Regions from separate parts of the Homo sapiens genome. Here all the other regions are linked to region 3. A link is a contact called in ENCODE Hi-C or POLR2A ChIA-PET data. All regions are on one chromosome and are shown on one strand. The core of a region is the stretch at or near the end of the contact, and the rest is flanking DNA. Distances in the headings are between cores, read along the strand shown.

What was found. Hi-C counts contacts between places; a loop is a spot of excess contacts on that map. ChIA-PET counts read pairs that join two places held with the same protein, here RNA polymerase II (POLR2A). Pooled maps may share reads with other maps.
Region 1: a map with no recorded cell type shows a loop between it and region 3 (4-fold over the local background). The contact joins two enhancer-like sites. A Hi-C loop is called at or near these places in 1 of 168 maps with a recorded cell type or tissue (endothelial cell of hepatic sinusoid), 3 of 37 single-sample maps with no recorded cell type and 6 of 50 pooled maps. POLR2A ChIA-PET finds 5 or more read pairs at or near these places in 1 of 52 experiments (OCI-LY7).
Region 2: a map of DLD1 shows a loop between it and region 3 (7-fold over the local background). The contact joins two enhancer-like sites. A Hi-C loop is called at or near these places in 1 of 168 maps with a recorded cell type or tissue (DLD1) and 3 of 50 pooled maps. POLR2A ChIA-PET finds 5 or more read pairs at or near these places in 1 of 52 experiments (CD8-positive, alpha-beta memory T cell).

What each region holds. Positions count from the first base shown.
Region 1 is chr21:41,921,648-41,926,070 of GRCh38, reverse strand. C2CD2 (C2 calcium dependent domain containing 2) reads left to right here. Exons shown (of 14, transcript NM_015500.2): 3 at 3,986-4,099. Among named protein-coding and RNA genes, the nearest start is that of SNORA91, 24 kb to the left of the region's middle. Within about 2 kb of position 2,824, at least 6 of the 41 ENCODE cell types and tissues checked have a DNase peak (open chromatin) inside an H3K27ac peak, as active enhancers do.
Region 2 is chr21:42,162,464-42,166,712 of GRCh38, reverse strand. No RefSeq gene overlaps it. Among named protein-coding and RNA genes, the nearest start is that of ABCG1, 55 kb to the left of the region's middle. Within about 2 kb of position 2,117, at least 5 of the 41 ENCODE cell types and tissues checked have a DNase peak (open chromatin) inside an H3K27ac peak, as active enhancers do.
Region 3 is chr21:42,424,436-42,428,887 of GRCh38, reverse strand. UBASH3A (ubiquitin associated and SH3 domain containing A) reads right to left here. Exons shown (of 15, transcript NM_018961.4): 8 at 2,068-2,191. Among named protein-coding and RNA genes, the nearest start is that of UBASH3A, 23 kb to the right of the region's middle. Within about 2 kb of position 2,992, at least 6 of the 41 ENCODE cell types and tissues checked have a DNase peak (open chromatin) inside an H3K27ac peak, as active enhancers do.

The sequences.
Region 1 (4,423 bases), core at 1,575-4,074, 500 kb after region 3:
TGCCAAATAATTGCTTCTATTTAACTTTTTAAAATCCTGTATTAATAGCAGACTGTTTCAGAGGGAAACACTCAGGGCCCAGTCTGTCAATTGAATAGAACTGGAATTCCCCGAAGAGCTCACTTGGAAAGCTAAGAAGAGGCTCTCATGACCATGGCTGATTGTGGGAGGGAGGATCTAGGGTCAAAATCAGGGTCTCTACCCACTCGTGGGTATTTAGGTAGATGTTAACCCTTGACATCTGGCCACTTAGGAAGGCTAACTAGAGAGGAGGAGCTGCTTACCTGTGTCAGGCGATCCTGACTTCTGCTGTGATGCGAGGAACCCCTTTCAGCCCGTGGGGGCCCTGCCACTGTTGGCATGGGTTGGGAGAATTTAATCCCCATTGTGGATAACACCTTAATACACTAAAAGAAGATTACTTGTTTTTAAAATCTCCTCTCCATTTTGTCCCCGTCCATTTGGCAAATGGGGCATTATTTGTTAGGGTGGCAGAGGCAGGGGCTGGCGCTGGAAGAGGACTTGGCCCTAATGTTTATCCCTCCAAGTGGAGCAGGAGCAGTATTTTGTTTGGCCATGTAAAAATTTGAGGCAGGTTCAGAATGTTTCTTTCTGCTGGAACGCAGTGGCACAATCACGGCTCACTGCAGCCTCAAACCCTTGGGCTCAAGTGATCCTCTCACTTTACCCTTCTGAGTAGCTGGGACTACAGGTGCACACCACCATGCTTGGCTAATTTTTTTTTTTTTAAGAGATGGAGTCTTGCTATGTTGCCCAGGCTAGTCTTGAACTCCTGGACTCAAGCAGTCCTCCTGCCTCAGCCTCCCAAAGCACTGGGATTACAGGCGTGAGCCACCACACTCGGCCTAAATTGTTTCTTTAATTAACTTTTCTAGCCAAATTCTGAGGGGAGGCTAAGAAAGGCTTGGTCTGCACTGTAGGTTTTATTTAGAGGGTAGCGAAGCCCTAGGGTTGGGGAAGACACGCCAGGGGGTTACTATGAAAAGACATCACACATTCTGTCCTAGAGTAGAATGTAGAGATTACATTACCTTAGTGATGGGGCTTCAGTGATTACTTATGAGCTTTGGAGTCCCGCATTCTAGAAGTTTTAAAGTCTTTTTATCTATTTACTTATTTATTTGCTTGCTTTTAATCAAGTGCTTGGTTCTCTGTGTATCAGGGAGTGCGTGGTGGGAAGCTTTCTGCAGAACTGGATACGAAAGAAAATGAAATTCTTTCTTGCTCGGGTTGAGGCTCTGAGTCTGTTTTCTTGGTACAATGCTGATTAGCTTAGTAGAGAAGGCTCCAGAGGAATTATGCAGTGCTCAGAGTCAGGGTTGGGTTTTTAAATTTATTTTTATTTTTTATTTTTTACTTTAAGCAGTAAAAGGAGTGGGCTGTTGAGACCAAGGACAGGGAATTTTCTCAGTGTCATGCCATTGGTGCGTGTAACTCATCTGGCCACAAAGCATGTTCCTCCGTAAAGGACTGTTTATAGATCATTTATTTTTAACATGAATAGACAACATTTCTTATACAAACATTTTTTTGTTCTGGCCCTTTGTGAACTCTGGAGATGATGGAAATATGTAATTAACTCATGTGTATCAGTCTTCTGAACGTGGCGTTATAAGAACCGGTAGAAAGAGTTGCACGACTTTCTGCCAATATTGAGAGAAGGCAGGATTTTCTTTTTCTAGCTCTGTGGCATTGAGGTATTTGGTTGTGGATATTGGATGTTGACCCCTGCCCGGGCCTTAGTGCCCAGGTTCCGTTTTTGTTCCAGAGTGGGATGGGCCACTGGTGGGAAGAGCTGGACCCAGGGCTTGGCTGCGGCCAGGAGCCAGCAGATGAGAAAGTACAGGGGAATGTCCTAGCCCTGAACTTGGGGGAATAGCAGGCCCTGACTGAGTAATTATTTTGATAATCTTTCCATTTGGTATTTTAGATTCTGATAAATCCACCAGAGAATTAAAGAATTTTCTCTTCCTGTCCTGTGACTCCCTGCAGTGGAGTCAGTGGTTCTTTTGGGAATGAGGAGGTCAGTCTGACTTACCCTCAGCTCCTGGTAGCTTTGCTTTTTGGCCAAACACTGGCCACCTACGGAACCCCCTTGTGCCTGCCCTGTGGTCCAGCCCACTGTGCCCCTGGCCTCCCCTCTCCTCCTCCTGGCCAGTACACACCTGGCACCTGGCCTGGTAATTATCCCACACGTGTCTGCTTGGCCCTCTGCCCCCGGGAGGGGAGCGGGGAGGGGTCTGACCTCTCATTCTACATCAGCTTCTGTAGAGGAATCTGTGGCAGAAACTAGATCTCTCTCTGTGCCATGGTAGCTGTGAAAAGCACCCCTCTTAATACTGTATGATTATGATTTATGTCAGGAAACCACAGTTTGGTTTATTCCTGAGGTTATTATCTTTCTCTGTCTGACAGTTTCTTCAACGAGCTCATTTTATAATTCTGGTTTTGGTACGGCTGCATAATTTTATAATTGTTTGATACTTTGTATGTTTTTCCAATTACTCCCACCTTTTTGAAAACCATGATCGCCTCGAAATTATTTAGGTGGAAGCAACCCATTGTGTTCTGGGTAATTTAAGAAAACTTTTTTTACTTCTAACATCTATAACTTACTTTCTCTTTAAGACTCATTTTTAGCAAAAGAACTTGGCTAATGGCTTTGACTGTGTATGAATGTGGAAACATTTGGGGAATTAAAAATCAGCTATTGTGGAGAAATAGAACAAGATGATATTTAAAGAAAAAGACTTTGTTGGCCGGGCACGGTGGCTCATGCCTGTAATCCTAGCACTTTGGAAGGCCGAGGTGGGCGGATCACGAGGTGAGGAGATCGAGACCCTCCTGGCTAATGGTGAAACCCCGTCTCTACTAAAAACACAAAAAATTAGCCGGGAGTAGTAGCACACGCCTGTAAACCCAGCCACTCGGGAGTTTGAGGCAGGAGAATCGTGTGAACCCGGGAGGCGGAGGTTGCAGTGAGCTAAGATTGTGCCACTGCACTCCAACCTGGGCGACAGAGTGAAACTCCATCTCCAAAAAAAAAAAAAGGAAAAAGACTGTATTACATGTGGAAAGCGCATGATAACTAGATTTGGTCAAGACTTTAGCTGCTAAGAAAGTCATCAGGAAGCAAAGATTTGAAACATTGTTTCTGGTTTTCAAACTATATTATAGAAAAGGTTTTAATCTGAATATTTATCCAACTTTGAAACTCTAAATTTGTATCCTTGCTAACATATAAAGTCCAGATTATTTTGATATAAAGATGCCTAGGCCAGGCGTGGTGGCTCACACCTGTAATCCCAGCACTTTGGGAGGCTGAGGTGGGTAGATCAGCTGAGGCCAGGAGTTCGAGACTGGCCTGGCCAACATGGTGAAACTTTGTCTCTACTAAAAATACAAAAATTTGCTGGCCATGGTGGCACACACCTGTAATCCCAGCTACTTGGGAGGCTGAGGTGGGAGAATCACTTGAACCAGGGAGGCGGAGGTTGCAGTGAGCCGAGATTGCTCCACTGCACTTCAGCCTGGGTGACAGAGTGAGACTCCGTCTCAAAAAAAAAAAAAAAAGATGCCTATGGCAGCTGAGCACAGTGGCTCATGCCTGCAATCCCAGCACTTTGGGAGGCCAAGGTGGGAAGATTGTTTGAGCTCAGGAGTTCAAAACCAGCCTCAGTAATACAGGTAGAGCCCATCTTTACAAAAAAGACAAAAACAAAAATTAGGTGGGTGTGGGGGCACACCCCTGTAGTTTCATGTACTCAGGAGGCTGAGGTGGGAAGATCGCCTGAGCTGGGGAGGTGGAGGTTGCAGTGAGCTGAGATCGCGCCACTGCACTCCAGCCTGGGCGACAGAGTGAGACCTTGTCTCAAAAAAAAAAAAAGAAGAAGAAGAAGATGCGTATGCACGCGCTGTCCTTTGTTTTGGATACAGTTTTCTCCCTTACCTGTGCCTCCTCCAGGTGGTGGTCTGTCACGTGGTGGGCCAGGCTATTCAGTTCTTGGTCAGCGAGACGCCTGCCTTGGGTGCTGGATGCCGGCTGTACGACATGCGGCTCTCCCCTTTCCATTTACAGGTAAAGATGTGTAGACTTTGCAAGTTATGAGACCCGTCACAGTTCTCAGAAATGTGAAGAGTGAGCATGGTGTGAGTCAGAGGGCTGTAACGTTCATGTTTTTATTAATTATCATTCATGTCATAATTTTCAAACTGTAACCTTTCATATAGGATTTTCTATGTAGGAAATGATCACACACACTACACATTACACACACACACTACACACACACACATACATTTATAATAAACTCAGGGGTTGCCTCTTTCGGGCATTTGAATGAGGCAGGGTGTTGTTGACGGATATGATAAGGCAGGTGGCATCTGAGAGGAGAAAAGTAGT
Region 2 (4,249 bases), core at 868-3,367, 260 kb after region 3:
AGTCTCCTATTAGTATCGTGGCCCTACACGTACCTCACTGTATCTCCCACAATTTTCACCCTATGCATGGTGAAGCACCTTTTTGGTACATAAATATTTGTAGTTGGGACATATCTGTTGTCAGTTGCATTCTTTATTATTCTAAAGAACCTATTCTGGTCTTCCTTGGTGTGTTTCTCCCTGAACTCAGCCTTACCTGACATTAAGGATATAAACCCAGCTTCGTTTCTGTTTGAGGCTGTCCATCCGTTCTTCGCCCATCGTTTCATTTTACAAGCTCTCTCAGTCACAGAGCTTTAGGACTCTCTCCTGGACAGGCACGGGATTGAGTTTTTGATTCTTCTGTTTATCTCGTTTATATTAAATGACCTGACGCGTTTGATCTTGGTTCTCTCGTACGTGTACATGGGACGCTTTCTCTTTTTCTAATGAAAAGGTACAACATCAACACACGGCTTCCTCGTCGTATGGTTTGCTGGGTAATTCTTCATTCAGCCACACATCCTCCACTTCTCAGAACCAACACAGGTGCAGGTGCCCCTCTGCCTGCGCACGGACCTCATCTCCCTGCTGCATACCAGCTTTTGCCTTCGTGATGCGATCCTCCATGGCCTTTTCTGAAATGTGCGGCTGCAAGATTCTGTCTCCATTTCTTCCTGCACCCTTGCTTCGCCCAGGCTGGAGTGCAGTGGCGTGATCTCGGCGCACTGCAACCTCTGACTCCCGGGTTCAAGCGATTCTCATGCCTCAGCCTCTCGAGTAGTGGGGATTACAGGGGCCCGCCACCACGCCCGGCTAATTTTTGTATTTTTAGTAGAGATGGGGTTTCACCATGTTGGGGAGGCTGGTCTTGAACTCCTGACCTCAGGTGATCCGCCCACCTCGGCCTCCCAAAGTGCTGGGATTAGAGGCTTTAGCCACTGGGCCCGGCCAGCTGCTGCTTTTGATATCTCTTCCACCTCCATGGCTTGAGGTCTCACGTACACCCAGATTTCATTACAGATAGAGCTCATGTTTCTTATTCCTCTTGTTGTGTGCGGGTCTTCCTAGATGTTAAGGGGGAAATTCTGCCCTTAGACCACTGTTTTTGTTTGTTTTTTTGAGATGGAGTCTTGCTCTGTTTCCCAGGCTGGAGTGCAGTGACGGGATCTAGGCTCACTGCAACCTCTGCCTCCCAGGTTCAAGTGATTCTCCTACCTCAGCCTCCCGAGTAGGTGGGATTACAGGCATGTGCCACCACACCCAGCTAATTTTTGTATTTTTAGTAGAGATGGGGTTTCTCCATGTTGGCCAGGCTGGTCTCAAACTCCTGACCTCAGGTGATCCGCCCCCATCGGCCTCACACAGTGCTGGGATTACAGGCGTGAGCCACTGCGTCCAGCCTAGAACACTGTTTTTAAACTGAAAGTCTTGCTGTGTATTTTAAATCAGCTTTAATCATCATTAATAGACTTACTGAGTTTTTTTCTATTTAAGAAGAAAAACAGATGTTTTCCTTATTCAAAGAGAATCTATGGCCATTCTTTTATATTGCTGCTGGGTTATTAAAACAAGTTAGTCCATAGGTTAATGTAATATGGTTGGGAAGTAAGTCCAATTTCCTATAAATGAACAAAGCATGAGTAAATATAATTTCTCCACACAAGTAAGTAAAACAAACATCATAGTCCCCAGGTTAAAGTTATAAAAAATAAACCATCTGAGTTTGAGTAGACTCTCATAGGGAGATTACTGGCAATAAGTGACTCTGTTTCATGACGGCAAGATGCATAACTAGTTTTAAGTACAGTTTCCCAGAAAACTAAAGGTCTTTTTGTTCTCTGCCACTGATCTACACGTGTTTCAGCACAGTCTGCCTATCTACACAATGCCAGACACGTCCACACTGGGACTCGAACTCTCAGATGCACTTGTCTTGCACCTCTACACCCAAACGTTCTCACTTGAGTGTCCTTGCAACTTCTGGGCTCTGGTGCCAGCCATAATTTGACCCAACATCGAACCAAGATCTGGGGGTCAAATTAGTCTGTTTCTTTCTCCTTCCTCTGGCCACAGTTGCCTGACTTTGGACGGCTGCCTTTGACCCTGTGTGCAGGCTTAGAGGTTGTCAATCAAGGAGCTCCACCTCCTGGCCAAGTGTGGGGCTGGGATACAAGCCAGGCCAAGGAGACTCTAGTTTGAAACCCAGATCAGGGTGATGGAGGGATGGAGGTGAAACTGTCAAAAGCAATTCCTCCCAGGGCAGTGACCTGCAGACTCAACTACGTGGATCCCCAGAGCTACCTGGAAACTGCTCTTTCTTGGTTGGTTCTTTAGCTATTCCCCCGGCTCCAAGTTCCCACATACCCTGGCCTCTTGGATTCTCAGCCCATATTCTGTGGCCTGCAACCAAAGACCTTGACTAGCTCCTCTGATCACTAGCCCCATTCTAAAACCCAGAGGCCCATGCCAGACACTGGGTCAGGGCTAAGGGTTCTCCCAGCTGGTCTGCAGGTTGGTAGGCCAGGCTTTCTAATTAGGTCAAAGATGGCTTAGAAATCCAGGACAGGAATGCCAGGGGCATGGCCACCATGAGGAGAGCCCAGGGACCAGAACACAGGGCAGAGAGTCCCGAGTCAGGCAGGATGCTACCACGGGCAATGGGAGGTGGGCGCATGAGCTCTCTGTATTATTTCTGATAACTACTATCTTATCTACCCTTCTTTTTTTTGTTTGTTTTTTGTTTTTTGAGACGGAGTCTTGCTCTGTCGCCCAGGCTGGAGTGCAGTGTATCTTATCGACTCTTCTTATAATAATTATCTCAAAATAAAGAGATTTTAATGGCAGAAGTCAACAGGCTCGCACCCATTAACTACTCACCACACTCCCCAGGCCGTGCACTCTGACCTGGGGCTCACCTCTGACCGCACTGAGGACTGGGCACCTGGCACATCCCTCATGACCGACTTCCACTCCACCAGCGGGCCCAACCCTGCACCCCGCACCCCCCACTGAGCCCTAACATCTGTCCACTCACGTTCCCTCCTTCACCACTGCCCCTCCATCCGAAGCTGGCAGGGCCCTCTGCTCACAGCGACCCATTCCCCATTGCTTCCCAAGCCCCTCCTCCTCCCCCTCATCCAGGCTGTGTCTTCGCCTCCTGCCCTCCAGCCCACAAACCTGCCCATCTTGCAGAAGGCGAAAACAAACCCTTCTCTGCAACCAGGAGCCTCCTCAGCAGCCTCTTACCATTAGCAACCCAGGTCCCTAAGGAGCAATCTGCTCTTTGCCTCCATTCCTCATCCCTCACCCACCCCTGCCCAGCCATGCAGTCTCACCCTCACTAGCTCCTGCCCAGCCATGTGAGTCTCCCTCTCTCACACACCCCTGCACAGCCCTGTGAGTCTCCTCTCACTCACCCCTGCCCAGCCATAGGAGTCTCCCCCCACTCACCCCTACCCAGCCGTGTGAGTCTCCCCCAACTCACCCCTGTCCAGCCATGTGAGTCTCCCTCTCTCACTCACCCCTGCACAGCCCTGTCAGTCTCCTCTCACTTACCCCTGCCCAGCCATGGGAGTCTCTCCCGACTCACCTCTGCCCAGCCGTAGGAGTCACCCCCGACTAACCCCTGCACAGACATGTGAGTCTCCTCCTCACTCACCCCTACCCAGCCATGTGAGTCTCCCTCTCTCACACACCCCTGCCCAGCCATGTGAGTCACCCCACTTACTCCTGCCCAGACATGTGAGTCTCCTGCTCACTTATCCCTGCACAGCCATGCGAGTCTTCCCCCACTCACCCCTGCACAGCCACGTGAGTCTCCTCCCACTCACCCCTGCACAGCTATGCGAGTCTCCCCGACTCACCCCTGCACAGCCACGTAAGTCTCCCCCCAACTTATCCCTGCACAGCCCTATGAGTCTCCTCTCACTCACCCTTGCCCAGCCATAGGAGTCTCCCCCCACTCACCCCTACCCAGCCACATGAGTCTCCCCCAACTCACCCCTGCCCAGCCATGGGAGTCTCCCTTTCTCACTCACCCCTGCACAGCCATGAGTCTCCCCTCACTCATCCCTGCCCGGCGATGGGAGCCTCTCCCCACTCACCTCTGCCCAGCCATAGGAGTCACCCCCTACTAACCCCTGCCCAGCCTTGTGAGTCTCCTCCTCACTCACCCCTGCCCAGCCACGTGAGTCTCCCTCTCTCACACACCCCTGCCCAGCCATGTGAGTCACCGCTCACTCACTCCTGCCCAGACATTTGAGTCTCC
Region 3 (4,452 bases), core at 1,743-4,242:
ACCTGTGGCCAGTTGTCTTTTCTTACTGTAGGGAAGGGGTGAAATCCCTATAGAGAAGACCGTGTGAGGGGGGCCAGTTCACAGGCAGATGCATGTTCTGTTTTCAGCCATTGAAAGCACGGTTTAGACACAGGCTGAGCTACGAGCAGAGACTTCCATTCCAGGCTCTCCCCCTACCCAATACCTGGGTACTTCTCCACAGTACCCAGGTATTGGGTCAAATGTTATTTTAGATGTCACTGTGAAGGTATTTTTTAAAAATGAGATTAACATTTAAGTCACTAGGCTGAGTAAAACAGAATGGTCTCTGTTTTACTCCAGATGATAGGGTTGTTGGAATCCATGGTACTAGCTCAATCTTTTTAAATAGCTGAAAGTCCTTATTAAAAACATTTAAAGCTTTTTAAATAATCCCCAGGCCACAGCCCTGGGGAGTCTCGGCTCTCCCAAGTCTGGGCCTTTCTCACATGGTGAACGCTGATCGCCATTTCTCATGGACCCAGCTTCAGAGACACATTCTTGATTTCTCAAGAAAAGGCCTCCTCACCTAGCCACCAAGGCTGCAAAGACCTGCCAAGGCCACTTAGCTTTGGGCTGATTTGCACCAGCTGCCAGGAGGTGCAAATGGCGACAGGGACGCTGCGTGTGGGTTGACTGTTTAGCTTCCACAGCAGAAGTTTACTCTCCCACAGTCCTGGAGGCTGGAGGTCAGAGATGATGGTGTTGCCAGGGCTGGTTCCTTTTGAGGCCTCTCTCTGGGGCTTGCCGGTGGTGTCCCCTCCCTGTGTCCTCACAGGGCCATCCCTCTTGTGTGTCTGTTTCCTCATCCCCTCTTCTTATAAGGGCAGCAGTCAGATTGGATCAGATTGCATCACCTGTGTTGCCTCATTTAACCTTAAATACCTCTTTAAAGGCCTTGTCTACAAATACAATCACATTCAGTGAGACTGGGGGTTAGGACTTCGAGATAGGAATTTTGGAGGCACACAATTCAATCCGTAACAGAGGGTGAGCGTTGACCTTAGGGTGAGCCACTGACAAGTCCCGGCAGAGCCTTCCTTTGGTTGTTCTGGAGATTTATGGACCAGGCACCAGGATGGGCCCTGGGGACTAGGGAATAAGCCTGGCTACTGTGACCCCACCCTCTGGGCACAATAGTTTCTCCGCACCAGGGGCCTGGCCGTGGTGGGCACTGGATGGCCCATCTCACATAATCCTTCCAACAATCTGATGGGAGGGTGGTTAGGAGTCTGTGTGCTCTCCGACAAGCTTCCTAGCCTCCATGAGCCCCAGTTTTCAGATCTGTAAAATGGGTAGGGGGCAGGAATAGCGCCTCCTGTGTCGATTGGGGATAGCAAGGATGAGAGATCCTAAAGTAACGTGTGCGGCACATGGCAGGGCACAGGCGGACGAATTTGGGAAGAACAAGGACAGAGAGGCATTTTCACTACTGTGGCAACCAGACAAAGGCCAGCAGCAGGTACAGCCCCTTCCTGAGGGCTCCTCTGTAAGGAGTGTGAAGCTTCAGATCACAGGACAGGGATCAGGGATGTGATGTCACTTGTTTGCGTTCAGGGAGGGGCTGCCTGCTCCTTGGTGTCCCTGCCTGGCAGCCTGCACTCCTGGATGTGCCCCATGAGGGTGGCCAGCTCGGGGTGCCCTGCTGTGCCCTGGACCCTGGCCTGAGTCTGCTGACCCCCAGGTTATGGAGAGTTTTGCCTCAAAAGATGAGGGGCCAAGGCACCGGGGCAGGTGACGTCTTGGGGACCTCTTGGCTCATGAATGAGGGAATGGGATGAGAACTCGGGATTCAGCTGCCTTGAGGAGCTCAAGGTGGGGCACTCTGCCATGAAGGGGTGGCTCCCTGTCTGCCCAGAGCAGACAGACCAGGGCAGGACCCCCGGCACCCTCAGACCTGGGAGGCCCCCTTGCTGACCACGCTCTAGGGCAGGGAGGATGTGTCTATGGAACAAAAGCTACACCTACGAAGCTGTGTCCACCGTGAAGTTAATACAAAGTGTAGTTTTGCTTAGTTTACTTAAAAGAAAAAAGGGAATGTTCTATTACCTGCAAGGCCTGTAAGCTGCTAAGACTCCTTGCCGTTTGTGGAAGAAATTCCCCGCTGCATCTGCTGCTGGCTTCACCATCCTTTCTGGAGTTCAGGTCTGTGGCTAGACTGAAGGTGTACATCCTGCAGGGGAAGGAAAGCACGGCTTGAACAGAAGTGAGACCATGTTGTTGCCATGGAGACCCAGCATCTGGTCATGTATGTACTTGAGAATGTCCGGGACAACCTCAGCAGAAAGGTTCCCATGAGCACAAAATGAAGTAGCGTGTGCAAAGTGCTCAGGACTCAGGAAGTGTGGATGATGTGTTTGTTTTATTACAATGATCACCGTCTATGATGGGTAATTTTACATGTCAACGTGGCTAGGCCACAGTACCCAGGTATTGGGTCAAATGTTATTTTAGATGTCACTGTGAAGGTATTTTTTTAGAATGAGATTAACATTTAAGTCACTAGGCTGAGTAAAGCAGAGACCACCCTTCAGATGATGGGGCTGTTGGACTCCATGGTGCTGGCTCAATCTTTTTAAATAGCTGAAAGTCCTTATTAAAAACATTTAAAGCTTTTTAAATCAGAAAATGGTCCTTGAATGTCTCGACACATCACTGTGAGTGGGTCTCATCCAACCAGTTGAAGGCCTTAAGAGGAAACGAACTGGGGTCCCATGAGGAAGGGGAAATCCTGCCTCCAGACCACCTTTGGACTTGAGCTGTAACCTCAACTCTTCCCAGGGTCTCCCATCTGCCAGCCTGCCCTGCAAATTGTGCACTTGCCAGGCTCACAGTCTTGAACCAATTCCTTCAACTAGATCTCTCTCTCTCTTTCTCTCTCGGTCACTCTCTGTCTCTCTGTCTTTGTCTCTGTCTCTGTCTGTGGGGAACCCTGACTAATACACCATCCCCTTTGATCCACTCTGGGAGGAACTGACACACCACCACAGTTTACTGTTCTCAGCCATGCACAGGGCATGTTTCTATTTATCCAGCCCATTTGCAAATGTTTGCATTTCTCCCATAGAGGTCTCAAGTCCCCACATTCTCATAAAACCAGCAGTAGCTCCCACTCCTCCACCGAGACCCGTCCAGAGCCAGGAAGGGCATCTTTTCTTCTGCATCTCAGCATCTGCGTTACACATGATCTTCTCACACTATTACCTGCCCTGTCTCCATCTATAAACTATGGCAGGTCCAGGCCAATTTACTTTGCATCTTCTCAAGCTGTCAGATGCCATTAGATAGGAAATGCACACTTGAGTTGATCCTAAGTAGACCAAGAATATAGATAGTCTCATTGGAACAATCGACAGTTTCCTCTTCAAATTAACATGCTCAGAGCAGTGAGGCACAATTCATAGCCCCACATTAGCACAGGAAATATTGGTTGGTTTCCCCTTCCTGAGGGCAAGGCGAGGGCACCCACAGCCTCCCTGCGGCTCGCTCTGCAGACAGTAGGGCTTTGCTATCAACTGATGACATCTGTGAGGTTTACAGAGAGAAACGGAGTGCATTTTGCTAGTCTTTCAAATGAAATACAATCAAGATTATGCTGTGAACATGGGTGACGGAAGGAGAAAGAAAAGAGCTTAGCATTTTCACATTTCCATTTTTCTCTTTGACTTAAGAGAGCCTCTTGACAGTAACTTACACCATGAAACAGATGTGTTTGAATTCTCCCTGGTTCTTAAAAGGACATAGCTGCCATCTGGGGGTTGCATCACTACGTCCCTGTGTTCATTTCCTGGGGCGGCCATAACAAAGTCCCACAGCTGAGCGGCTTCAACGACAGCCACAGATGCCCTCATAGTCCTGGAGGCTGCGAGTCTGAGGTCAAGCCACCATTGAGGCTGGTCTCTCTTGAGGCCTCTCTCCTTGGCTTGTAGACAGGTACTTCTCCTCGTTTCCTCACAGGCTGTCCCTCTGTGTGTGTCTGTGTCCTCATTTCTTCTTATAAGGACACCAGACATATTGGATCAGGGCCCACTCTAATGCCCTCATTTGAACTTAGTCACCTCTTTAAAGACCCTGTCTCCAAATAAGTTCACATTCTGAGGTGTTAGGGGTCAGGACCTCCACATATGAATGTTGGCAGAATGCAATTTAGCCCTTAATTGTACCTTTCTTATGTCTGAGATATTTGCTGTAAACTTGCTCTGAGGTTTTTGAAGTAATCTGCTGTGTCTGTCTTCAGTGTTGGGAAAGTCCTCATCTTGACTGGGGGATGGCACTTATTCTCCCGAGCCCTCACACTCAAGCCCCCCTGTTGTTTGTCCCACAGGGGTGCTCCCCTCTGCTCTCCTGGACAGAGGATTGGAAGCTGCTGTGGTTTGTGAATACGGTCCTCCATCACCAGTCTCTCCAGGCCATCTCTGATCTTCAAAGCAATGG